Regions from separate parts of the Homo sapiens genome. Here region 2 is linked to region 1. The links are chromatin loops, found by intact Hi-C in ENCODE. Cell type or tissue: GM12878. All regions are shown on one strand. Each heading gives the region's core, and the rest is flanking DNA. Links, peaks and the distances in the headings are about the cores only.

Region 1 (7,833 bases), core at 1,163-6,162:
GAGCTCACTGCAGCCTCAAACTCATGGGCTCAAGTGATCCTCCTGCATCAGCCTCCTGATTAATTGGGACTACAAGTACGCACCACCATGCCTGGCTAATTTTAAAACAACTTTTGTAGAGAAGGGGTCTTGTGATGTTGCAAGACTGGTCTTGAACTCCTGGCTTCAAGCAACCCTCCCACCTCAGCCCCCAAGTGTTGGGATTATAGGTGTGAGCCACTATGCCCCTCTGGAGTGTCTATTTTTTAAATTGCCTTTCTTTTTCTCTTCCCTGCCTCCCCACCAAGAGGCAGCGTAGAGAAGTGGGCATTTGCACAGGCTACCAGGCAAGTCCCTGTCGGTCTGAATCCTAGCTTTGAGACTTCCCAGGCATATTACTTAGCCTCTCTGTATTTCAGCCTCCTTGTCTATAAAACGGAGTCAGTAACAGTACCATAGTGTGGCTGAGCAGCTCCAACTCATTGCAATATCCAAGATTCTTGGACCAGAGCTTGACACAGAGTATGCTCAGAAAATATCTGCTCTTATGATTGTCCCCAGACTACCCCAATGGTGGGGCAGCTGGCACGAGAGAAGACTGGCTCTGCAGGGTTGCTTTGCTATGGAACTGCCTGCCAGGTAAGAGTCAAAACTCAGCCATGAACTTCTGGTCACTCTGTGTAGCTGCTTTGACAGCATATTCCATTTGGGCAGCAGTAGGGAGGAGTGAGGGGAGGGGCAGATTGGCAGTCCCTGAAATTGAGATGTTTAGAATGGGAACATATAGGAAAGAGGGAAATTTATCCCTGGTACTCAGCATTGCCTGGGACTAATTCTGGAACCACTGAGGAGTTCCTTAGTATCTGATTGTTCTTGGTATCAGATATTTCCTCTGAAAGTAAATCCACTTACGATGGAATCAACAGTTTATACAAAACACATAAGGTTTTATGATCTCACTTAAGTCAGCAATCCAGAGCCCAGGGCCTCAGGTTCCTTTGAGTTTTCTGCTCCACTATCCCTGGGGAGTGACAATTATCTCATGGTCCAAAAAGGATGCTAGACGCTGGAGTCCTCACACCCTTCTTTCAGCTAGCAGGAAGGAAGAAAGGGGTAAAGAAGGGCATATAGCACATGCTCGGTGTCACTTGTTTAAGTTGCTCAAGATCCTTCTACCTACATCCTCTTAGCTAGGGTTTAATCACATACCCACACCTTGCTGTGAGGGAGCATGTGGGAAATGTAGTGTTTATTTCAGGCAGCCACTATTTAGAGGATGTTTCCATTTCAAAAATACAAGCAGAGAGAGGATGTTGTCTCTGCCACTCTGGTAGGAGGTGTGTAGGATGATCGCAAGGCAAAGAAACCATTGAGAGTAACCTTCAGGCTCTATTACATTGTCATGGAAATTGGGGACACTGCTATGGGTTGGGAGAGGAAGGATGGAAAACTCATAAACCTTGGGAAATTATGGATTTCTGTGTGCTCAGGGGAGCTTAAGAATAGATTTTCTTGCTTTCGTATGATGATAGGACGAAACTCTAGGTTGACTGCCTCATAATTTCTCCCTTTTTGTTTCCACTCTGTCTATTTCTTATAAAACCACTCTCTGGGAGGTAATTTAAGAATGTGTTTGATGACAGGGAACTGGGGCTGAAGATCCCTATTGTAAAATTGCCTAAATTCTAGAGTAGAAGTGGAACTCCTTTGACAAGCAAGGCAGATTTCTCTCTATGGCATTTTTTTCTTTGCCTTTTATTTATTTATTTATTTATTGAGACAGAGTCTCACTCTGTTGCCCAGGCTGCAGTGCAGTGGCACCATTTCGACTCACGGTAACCTCCATCTCCTGGGGCTCAAGCGATTCTTCTGCCTCAGCCTCCCAGGTTGCTGGGATTACGGGGGCCTGCCACCACGCCTGGCTAATTTTTGTATTTTTAGTAGAGATGGGGTTTCATCATTTTGGCCAGGCTGGTCTTGAACTCCTGACCTCAGGTGATCCACCCGCCTCGGACTCCCAAAGTGTTCAGATTACAGGCATGAGCTACAGTGCTGGCTGTTTCTGTGGCATTCTTTACAGGAACTTAGGACCTGCATTTGAGCTTTAATTTTAATTAAAGTCTTCTCTAAGAAGATTTTTGGTAGAGAGAAAAACCTTCTTCTTTTATTTTAAATTTTGTTTTTAGAGACAGGGTCTCACTGTGTGGCCCAGGCTGGAGGGCAGTGACATGATCATAGCTCACTGCAGCCTCAAACTCCTGGGCTCAAGTGATTCTCCTGCCTCAGTGTCCTGAGTAGCTGGGACTGCAGGTGTGTGTCACCACGGCCCTTTTTTTTTTTTTTTTTTTTTTTTGAGACGGAGTCTTACTCTGTCATCCAGGCTGGAGTGCAGTGACGTGATCTTAGCTCACTGCAACCTCCACTTCCCAGGTTCAAGTGATTCTCGTGCCTCAGCCTCTTGAGTAGCTGGAACTACAGGCACGTGCCACCATGCCCGGCTAATTTTTATATTTTTAGTAGAGGTGGGGTTTCGCCACGTTGGTTAGGCTGGTCTCGAACTCCTGACCTCAGGTGATCTGCCCGCCTTAGCTTCCCAAAGTGCTAGGATTACAGGTGTGAGCCACTGAACCTGGCCAAATACATATTTTTTAATTTTAAAATTTTTTGTAGAGATAGTGGATCTTGCTTTGCTGCCTGTGCCTGGTCTCAAACTGCCAGCCTCAAGCCAGGAGTCTCATTCTGCTTTGGCCTCCCAAAGTGTTTGTTGTTTTTGTAAAGGAAGTGACTTTGGTAGAAATAGAGAGGCAATAAAATATAGAGATTCAGAATTCTTAGCAATGAGTTGGAGTCCAGTAGAATTGGGTATGTATCTCTGATGGAGCCGCTTACTCCCTGTGTGACCTTGGGCAAGTCGTCCCCCAGCAGCAACTTTGGTCTCCTCATCTGTAAAATGGGGATAATAGCACCTAACTCATAGGGTTATGGTGAAGAATAATGAGGTGGTGCATGAGAAATAGCCACAGCAAGTATCAATGACTCTAAGTGAGACCATCAGTATTACTTGATTAGCTGTAGGAAACTGTGTCAAAGTGGGACGGAGTTCATTCTGGAACTTGTTAAATGACTAGGCCTCTTTCATGTACTTAGATAGTTTCTCTTCTTGGGTATATTTCTTCCTGGGTATTGGGTAACACCAGTGAGTGCTCAGTTCAGTGTCTGGGCCCAGAAACCCATGCCTGGTTAGCATTGTCTTTTCTTCTGAGAAAGATCTGAACTTGCCATGGACTCTCTAGAAAAACCCCAGTGTACAAATTTTCTATGAAAAGCTAGAATTGATGATTATAATGAGTAAGTTGGCTCTTCCTTTTCCCATGTAGATTAGAAAACATGTTTTTAAATCTTCTAATTGAAATTATTCTTAAAAAACCCCAAAGTCTGACATGACTCCAACTATTGTTGTTTTCATCAATATCAATCCTATCAAATCAAAGTTTATTTTAGTGTGTAATTAACACATGTAGACTAGAAAAGTTTGCACTTTTTTATATCACAAAAAAGGTTAATTTTATTTTCTATGGAAAGCTAGAATTGATGATAATGAGTAAGTCAGCTCTTCTTTTTCCCATGTAGATTAGAAAACAGGTTTTTAAATCTTGTAGTTGAAATTATTCTTAAAAAACCCCAAATCATGACATGAATCCAACCATTCTTGTTTTTATCAATATTCACCCTATCAAATATAAAGTTTATTTTAGTGGGTAATTAACATGTGTAGATTAGCATAGCATATGTGTATTTATATAACAAAAAATGAATCAAAAGTTAATTTTATTTTGGGCAGTGTTCCCTAGAAACTTATAATATGGCCCCATGCACTTCAGGTTGAATTTTCTTAGTAAAATCATAAAGAGGTCCATTTTTTCAAAAAATCACCAAGTCAGGCTGCAAGTTTAGAGGTTACTTCTATTGTTTCACTTCTCTTTCTTCCCAGAAGCAGACCCCAGAGACCTGTGAGCCAAACTCCACTCACCTTTTAGCTTATTCTAAATGTGTCCTGCGGGCTTCTCTGTGAATAAAAGGCAGAGGCTTTTTGACTTCGTGTTTGATGATTTGGCTTTTTTCTTTTTTTTACCACCTGACGGGGGATTTCAGGCTCAATGTCCCAATCGAAATAAGAATCTTTGAGTGGGTTAACATTGAGTCTTAAAAAGGAGGGCTGATTTGTTGGAGAGGCAACAACGAATTCATTTTTCACTGTAGAGCACTCAGGAGGAGTCTGAAGCTTTGTCACTGGGCAACAGAATGCCTTTCTAAGTAAATATGGAAAATATGACCTTTGAAAATCTAGCTGATATGATATATAGATTCTTAGGATATAATTTTTAAAAAATATATTATTTCCAAGCACTAATGATACTCCAGAGATACTGCCCACAACCAGATGCAGCATGTTTATAGTGTATCTAGGCCAAAAAAAAAAAAAAAAAAAAAAAAAAATAGAAGATACAGAAGAAGGCAATTGGTCAAAAGATTAACTGAAGGTTTGAAAATAATTTTATACACATTTGTACTGTTGGGGTCTCTCTTCTCTCTGTCTCTGCTTATCCTTCTGTCTCTGTCTCTTTGTTTCCATCACACATGCACACACACACACGTGTATACACACACATATATGTAAGTAGATCAATATGTTATAATTTTCACAATACGCATCTTCTTTTGCTACTTTTCAGATACAGGTCATTAAATTACTAAGTATAATTTAAAATATATGGTCTGGCCTTTTAACTCTGCAGTTCAATTAATTCTTGGGTAGATAGGGGGATCTGCTGAAAAGTTTGTCTCTGACGCCTTCAAAGGTAAGTCCCTTATGTTCTGGCATTTGCTCTAATAACATGAATTCTTTGACTTCATTCATCCAATCTCTTCATTGAAATTGTGTGAAATTCCATAGATAGAATGTTAGCCTTTTTACAGAGAATACAACATCCACAGTGTTTACATATGGCATTTGGAGGTGTGATGGCTGCTTGAAAATCCAGTAGGAAATTTGTCTATTCACCACATACATTCATTTATTCATCCATCCATCCCTCCATTTATCCACCCACCTCTCTATTCATCATCCGTTTTTCTGTTTATCTATTTGTCCATCCATGCATCCATCCCTTCACTCCATTCTCCTTCTAAAAGTTCTTTTTTTTGAGACGGAGTCTTGCTCTGTCGCCCAGGCTGGAGTGCAGTGGTGCAATCTTTGGCTAACTGCAAGCTCCACCTCCCAGGTTCACGCCATTCTCCTGCCTCAGCCTCCCGAGTAGCTGGGACTACAGGCGCCCACCACCTCGCCCGGCTAATTTTTTGTATTTTTAGTAGAGATGGGGTTTCACCATGTTAGCCAGGATGGTATCGATCTCCTGACATTGTGATCCTCCTGCCTCGGTCTCCCAAAGTGCTGAGATTATAGGCGTGAGCCACCGCGCCCAGTCTCTTTTTTTTGTTTAGACAAACTCTCACTCTTTCGCCCAGGCTGGAGTGCAGTAGTACGATCTTGGTTCACTGTAACCTCCGCCTCCCAGGTTCAAGTGATTCTCCTGCCTCAGCCTCCCAAGTAGCTGCGATTACAGGTGCCCACCACCTCGCCCAGCTAATTTTTGTATTTTTAGTAGAGACAGGGTTTCACCATGCTGGCCAGGCTGGTCTCTAACTCCTGACCTCAAGTGATCTGCCCACCTCAACCTCCCAAAGTGCTGGGATTACAGGAGTGAGCCACCACACCTGGCCTCACTGATTAAGTTCTATGTGTCAAGTTCTATTTGTCAGGAACTATTTTAGGTGACAGAATACAATGGTGAATGAAACTGAGAAAATTTCTGTTGTCATGGAGCTTATGATGTAGCGGGGGGAGATAAGACATTCTACAGATCATTTCACTCATATTTAACCTCATTTTTATTAGGTACTTTGAAGAAAATGGACTGGGTACCGGGAGAATATATAATGGGAAGCTAACCTATGTAATGGCTGGGGATGCAGTCAGTGGTCTGGGAATTAAAAAAAAAAAGCCCAACTTCTCATTCTCATTTTCTGAGGTAACTGGAGAAAGTCTGAGTTGTCAAGGAACTAGAGCTAAAAATCTGTATTGTAAAACTGCCCATATCCTGGATAATATATGCAACAGGGCTGAAGGCAGTGGCTCATGTCTGTAATCACAGCACTCCGGAAGGCCAAGGCAAGAGGATTGCTTGAGGCCAGGAGTTCGAGACCAGCCTGGGCAACATAACAAGACCCTATCTCAATTAAAAACAAAACAAAATATGTGCAGGAGACTTATCTTTGTGACATTCTATGGAGAAACCGTAAATATTTATTTGTATCATGGCTGCAAGTAAGATGAGTAAGTATTTGGTAGAACTAGCCTGTTACCTTGAGATGGCTTCTTTCCCAGTTTGACAGAGAACTTCATCTCCTCTTAGTTAATAACTCAGATAATGAGCTGACTTCCTTTTTGTTTAGGGTTTACAGTTTGAGGTGGCTGTTCTAAAGAAGAAAAATCAGACAATTTCAGAGGTGGAGGAGCAAGTCTGGGCCAATAGATTGAAAATAAATAAAAAGAGAGAGCACGGCATTTCAGTGAGAGGCATTTTGAGCTGAAAGTCAGTTTTCAGGGAGCACAAGATTACTCACATTGCCTGCCAAATACCTTCCTCACCCTGTGTCCATCTCTGATATATTACAACTCTTCATTCCTTTGGCTTAGGCAGTATTTTCTCTTGTTCAGAAGATACTTTTTAAGTAGTTTAACAATAAACAGTGTTGACTCACTTATAGAGAAAGGACTTTTGTCAAGTCTGTCTTTCTGATTTCATTAAGGAGAAAGTCTCAGTTGGTGTTAATATATCTTTAACAACCCTCTAACACAAATCTGGGCACTTAGTAGATATCTGTTGAATATTCTTTTTTTTTAATTATAAAGGAACTACAGGGAATTATGAGAATGTAAAACTATGGGCTGGGTATGGTGGCTCATGCCTGTAATCCCAGCACTTTGGGAGGCTGAGGTGGGTGGATCATCTGAGGTCAGGAATTCGAGACCAGCCTGGCCAACATGGTGAAACTCCTTCACTACTAAAAATACAAAAATTAGCCAGGTGTGGTGGCATGTGCTTGTAGTCCCAGCTTCTCGGGAGGCTGAGGCAGGAGAATCGCTTGAACCCGGGAGGCAGAGGTTGCAGTGAGCCAAGATTGCGCCACTGCACTCCAGCCTGGCGACAGAGCGAGACTCCGTCTCAAAAAAAAAAAAAAAAAAAAAAAAGTTAGTTTCTACCTATAAACCAACTTTTTTTTGAGTCAGCGAGGGTACACTTTTACCTAATGTTGAGCCTGGTTCTGTTCTACCCTGAGCTTGATTCTGTACTGGCTATTCCTCCTTGTGAACAGAGAAGGGAAGTTCAGTGTCTTTCCTGGAAATTTTTGGTGTTGTAAGGATGCTCAGTGTTCCTGAAGGTTGAGAGGAACAGCAAGGACAGGATCTGGTAGAGATGTCGCTTTTATTCAGAAGTGCTAAGCTGTTAATCATTACCATGGTTGTTATTACCTTTTAATTGCCATTTGTCCTGCTTGTTTGTGGTCTCCTGGGCATCTCCTTCCCCCTCAGCCCACAAGCAGAAAGTTGCCCTACAGAGTCAGGAGGAGAACTCAAACCCAGACCAGAGAGCTCTGATCCACTCCTATGGGTCTTGGAACTGGCTAAGTAGATGGAAATTAACTGATTCAAGATATGCAACACCATTAGTTCAACCATAGCTGTGTTCCTGGGGTGAATTCTAGCTTTCTTTTTTCTTTCATCTTGCTACT
Region 2 (5,000 bases), core at 1-5,000, 82 kb after region 1:
GACGTCTTAATAGTTATCTGTGGACAAATTTGTAAATGTAAAAGAGTTGTAGACTCAAATCCTACAGAAATTAGGCAGGAGACCTAAATGAGTGAAGTGGGTGGGTATAAAACAGAGGTGGTGGCAGGAACCCATGTTGAATTGAATAGTGGGTGTTTTGTTTAAAGGGGCACCAGTAGTAATTTTTCCTCTGTTGGAATATGATCCTAGGGCTGCCAGCTCTTCTACTTTTTCAAGAGAAGCCAGAAATCTGGATTTCATGCAAAATTTCTTGTTTTTCTTTTTATTAAAGACATGGTATGGACCAAAAAAAGATGTCTCTAGGCTAGATCTCTGCAACCTCTCATCTATACTCTATTTGCATTTTTAAAGACTATATGCAAATGTTATTTAGCAGAGCTACCTAGTTTTTTTGTGTGATGATAGCATGTGAAAGAGCTATGATACATCTTGGAAATGTCAACTTTGAAATATACAGTGACTGTGTTGGTCACTACAGAATGATCTCTGCAGAAACTTCAGTTACATTTTCTCTAAATGACACCTTTGCTTTGACAACACATTTTCAAAAAGAAAAATAGCAAACTACCCTTCCTCCAGGGCCTTAGCCACAGTAGCTCCTGCCAGCATAACACAATGCTGCACCTTACTGAGGGATCAGGAAATGTGGTTTGATTTATAATTATGGCTTCATGGGTAGAATGGTGGCCAATGTCCACATGAGCCACACTCAGTGGCTAAGATCCAGAGGGCATTTAATTTAGGTAGCCAGTGTTACAGACATAGTTTAGATTTTTGCAGCCTTGACCAATCTTAATAGATCTGTCTGTTCTTTAGAGTTACCTTTTTTTCCTGCCTCCTAGCTACCTACACCTTTTAATGCTAAATGTAGTTAGCTAGTGAATGCTGTTATTTGAATCTTAAAATTTCAGGTTGGGACAGAACCTTAAAATTCATGTATTTCAACCACCCTTTGTATGAGGCAGGAATCTTGGTTATGACAGGTGACAGAAAATTCAAACTAGCTTAATTCAGAAGGGAATTTATTGCCTTTATAAAACCAAAAAGTCCAAGGGTAGCTGCCTTCAGGTATTGTCTGATCCAGGGGTTTGTTATGTTTCCAGGACATGGTTTCCTTTATTCCATCTCTGCTTATGTATTGGCTCCCTTCTCAGATGGAAGAGACTCCCCTCATCAAGGTGAGATGGCTATGGAAGCTCTACTCACATTTCCTCTAGGTTCAAGTCCATGTAGAGAAGAGCACCTCTTTCTCTTGTTATATCTCACAGGCTCTAAATTAGCTACTAGGGCCAGTGAAAAAGCAATGTGCTGATTGACCACCCTTATCTACTCTTGGAGTTCCGGATGGAATTAACACTACCTGAATTATGTGGACCAAGAGTGGGAAAGGAATAGTTCTCCAGAAGGATATTTGGTATTGTTATTAAAATAAGGTTAATTGAATACTCACTGAACCATCTAATGCTTGAATTCCCTTCATAGCACGCCATTGGTGACTGTCCAATCTTCAGTTACTAACATGCTACCCCCAAAATGGTGTGTTTGTGCAGCTCTAATAATGACAGGGTTTCTCCTAATACTGAGATGATATTGGCATCTCCATAGTTCCAGACATTATTTCTGGTCCCAACCATAATCAACCTGTTTTGACACGGGTGAACATGTAAGGGAAGGGATTGCTCATTGTGGTCACAGAAGTAACCTACCCAATAGAAGCACACCAACTTGAAGCATGCTTCCATGATCACTGAGGGAGGAAAATGATTGGCAAGTCTCGTATTGGTCCTTGAAGCGCTCCCTATAAACACTTGTCACTGCCAAGCGTGTATCACTGGCCAAAGCAAGTCACATTGTGATATGATTAGACTTTGTGTCCCCACCCAAATCTCATCTTGAATTGTAATCCCCATAATCCCCATGTGTCTAGGGAGAGAACTGGTGGGAGGTGAATGGATCATAGGGGCAGTTTCTCCCATGCTGTTCTCATGATACTGAGTGAGTTCTCACAAGAGCTGATGGTTTTATAAGGGGCTCCTCCCCCTTCACTCCTCACTCTTCTCTCTCCCGTAGCCATGTGAGAAGGTCCAAGCTTGCTTCCCCTTCGCCTTCTGTCATAATTGTAAGTTTCCTGAGGCCTCCCCAACCATGCGGAACTGTGAGTCATTTAAATCTCTTTCCTCTAGAAATTACCCAGTCTCGGGTAGTATCAAGATAGCAGTGTGAGAACCGACTAATACGCATGGCCATGCCTAACTTCAAAGCGGCTGGGCAAGTATCATATTGCTGTGTACTTGGGAGGAGGGGAGAATCAGAATATTTGATCTGGCGACCACCACACAACTGAACTTCTCTATTTCTGTGTTCTTCTTGTTAACCATCTAGTTTCTGTTTCCTCTTGTGACACATATATTAATTAATTTTTCAATACCCAAACACAAGCCTCTAATATTTATCTTTGTTTAGTTACTTCCTAATAAACTAAGATATCTCTACATCCTGATCCTAAAATTCAAAGGCTCCACGTATACCATGGTGACTAGTTAATTCCAATATATTGCATAGTTGAAAATTGCCAAGAGAGTAGATTTTAAGTGTTCTCACTACGAAAAAATGCATATGTTAAATAGCTTGATTTAGCCATTTCACTATGTATACATGTAGGAAAACATCATGTTGTACACTACAGATGTATACAATTTTTACTTGTCAATTATAAACAACAACAACAAAACTGCAAAGTCTCCTTAGACCCACCCAATCACATGTTGTCTGCTCATTTAATGAGTAAATGCTATATAGGTTCATTCTGGACCTGGGTAAAATGATTTACGGACTGGGACCAAGTGGGAGGACCCTATTTCAATTCATTAGGTAAGGTCTTCCAGGTCAATATTTGACCATTGATTGGCACATCTGGGGTATAGTTATTTAACTGCCTTCTAGTTTACCTCAATATGACCCCTCAGTGGAGGGAAAATGGAGCACAATGACTAGAAGAATGTTGAGAGATGAGGAAAGAGAGAATGGGATGGAAAGAACATAAAATAGGAAAGCATTGACATTGTCACTTCTTGGCTATTTCTTCCTGTAAAATTTTGCCTGGAGTGCCCTACAATGGGGTCCCCATCCTCTGCCCTGATAACATCTTAGTGGATCACTCCTCTCTCCCTTTTCATTCTGCAGGACTTGCCCATTGGGGCTCTTTCAGACCTGACTGGTCATTGGGTATCTGTGGCCATGATAATCACTCTCTTCCTGGACGTGACCCTCCTCTCGTTAACCAGGATGCCTGTGTTCTTAAGGTTGGCCGTTTCCAAGGACAGAGAGCTTGCATCCCATTTCTAGGGGACTGGGGATCCAAGGACTCCATTCTTGACATTGTCTTGTCAGCCTTGAAGTGCCGAAACCCAGCATCCCTGTCTGAGGTCATCCTGTCTCTCTTCCAAACATGAGGACTTCTTAAATTTTTTAAAAAAAGTTTTTACTTGTATAAATTGAGAAGGCACAAGTGCAATTTTGTTACATGGATATGTTATTTAGTGGTAGAATCTGTGCTTTTGGTATGTCCATCACCCAGATAGGGTACCCTGTACTCATTAAGTGATTTCTTATCCTTCACTCCCCCACCCAACCCTTCCAAGAAGGATGACTATTACTCAACAGTCATTCAGTAGCCATTGGAGAATGACTATTATTCCATACTCTGTGTCTATGTGTATTATATAGTTCCCATTTATAACTAAGAATATGCATTATTTGACTTTCTCTTTCTGAGTTTTTTTTTTTTAAGATAATGGCTTTGGGTTCCATCCTGTTGCTGCAAAAGACATGATTTCAGACTGGGCATGGTGGCTCATGCCTGTCATATTAGCACACTGGGAGGCTGACGAAGGAAGATCACTTGAGCCCAGGAGTTTGAAACCAGCCTGAGCAACTTGGTGAGACTCCGGCTCTATAAAAATTAAATTAGCCAGGCATCGTGTTGTGTACCTGTGGTCCCAGTTTCTTGAGAGGCTGAGGCAGGAGGATCTCTTGAGCCCAGGAGTTCAAGGCTGCAGTGAGCTATGATCACACAACTGCCCCCCAGCCTGGGTGACAGAGTGAGACCCTGTTTTAGTCAGGACTTCAAGACCAGCCTTGCCAACATGGTGAAGCCCCATCTCTGCAAAAATACAAAAATTAGCTGGGCATGATGGCGGGTGCCTGTAGTCCCAGCTACTCAGGAGGCCGAGGTGGAAGAATCACTTGAACCCGGGAGGTGGAGGTTGCAGTGAGCCGAGATTGCCCCACTGCACTCCAGCCTGGGCGACAGAGTGAGACTGTTTCAAAAAAAATAAATAATAAATAAATAAATAAAAATAAAATCAAAGGTCTTACTCTTTTTTATGGCTGAGTAGTATTCTATTGTGTGTATGTATATATAGATATACATACATATACCACACACATACGTGTATATATGTATATATATGGTGGTATGTGTGTCTATATACACACAATGATATGTATATTAATATATATGTATATATAAATATATATACATTTTCTTTATCCAGTCATCCATTGATTGATGCTTAAGTTGATTCCATATCTTTGCTATTGTACTGTGATAAACGTATGAGTGCAGGCATCTTTTATATAATAATTTCTTCTTTGGATAGCTGCCCAAAATTCAGGTAAAAGATCTCAGTCTACAAGGCAGCTCCCAAGCTTCAAAAAATTGTCCTGCCAGATTTTTAAAAGCAAGTTTTCTCAAAAGCTTCGATGTATACATTGGTCGATTTATTTATCCATTAAAGTATTTATTGAATACTTCTTACTGCGTATGGTGGTGGTGGTGCTGAGGTGTCTCACAGTGAACACAACAGGCGTAGCCTCTGCTATTACCAAAATTATTGTCTGGTAAAGAATGCAGATGGCTAACCAGGCAGGTGCCTGTACGGTGAGATATGTGCTGTGATGGCTGTAAGCGCATGGTG

What was found. Peaks named below come from ENCODE experiments on the same cell type or tissue, not always from the same donor. Only the 100,000 strongest peaks of a DNase experiment are listed, where the experiment ranks them.
Region 2: a loop joins it to region 1, with 4 times the contacts of the local background. A loop is called at or near these places in 4 of 110 quality-filtered maps.

Annotation. Positions count from the first base shown.
Region 1 is chr16:23,839,342-23,847,174 of GRCh38, forward strand. The region is part of intron 2 of PRKCB (protein kinase C beta); the gene reads left to right. Among named protein-coding and RNA genes, the nearest start is that of PRKCB, 7.3 kb to the left of the region's middle. RefSeq lists an enhancer at 2,827-2,876. In GM12878, for the core only: no CTCF peak of the experiment used is centred there; DNase peaks (open chromatin) are centred at 1,169, 3,090 and 4,039; H3K4me3 peaks cover 3,055 bases; H3K27ac peaks cover 4,087 bases.
Region 2 is chr16:23,922,135-23,927,134 of GRCh38, forward strand. The region is part of intron 2 of PRKCB (protein kinase C beta); the gene reads left to right. Among named protein-coding and RNA genes, the nearest start is that of PRKCB, 89 kb to the left of the region's middle. In GM12878, for the core only: no CTCF peak of the experiment used is centred there; a DNase peak (open chromatin) is centred at 2,207; H3K27ac peaks cover 2,121 bases.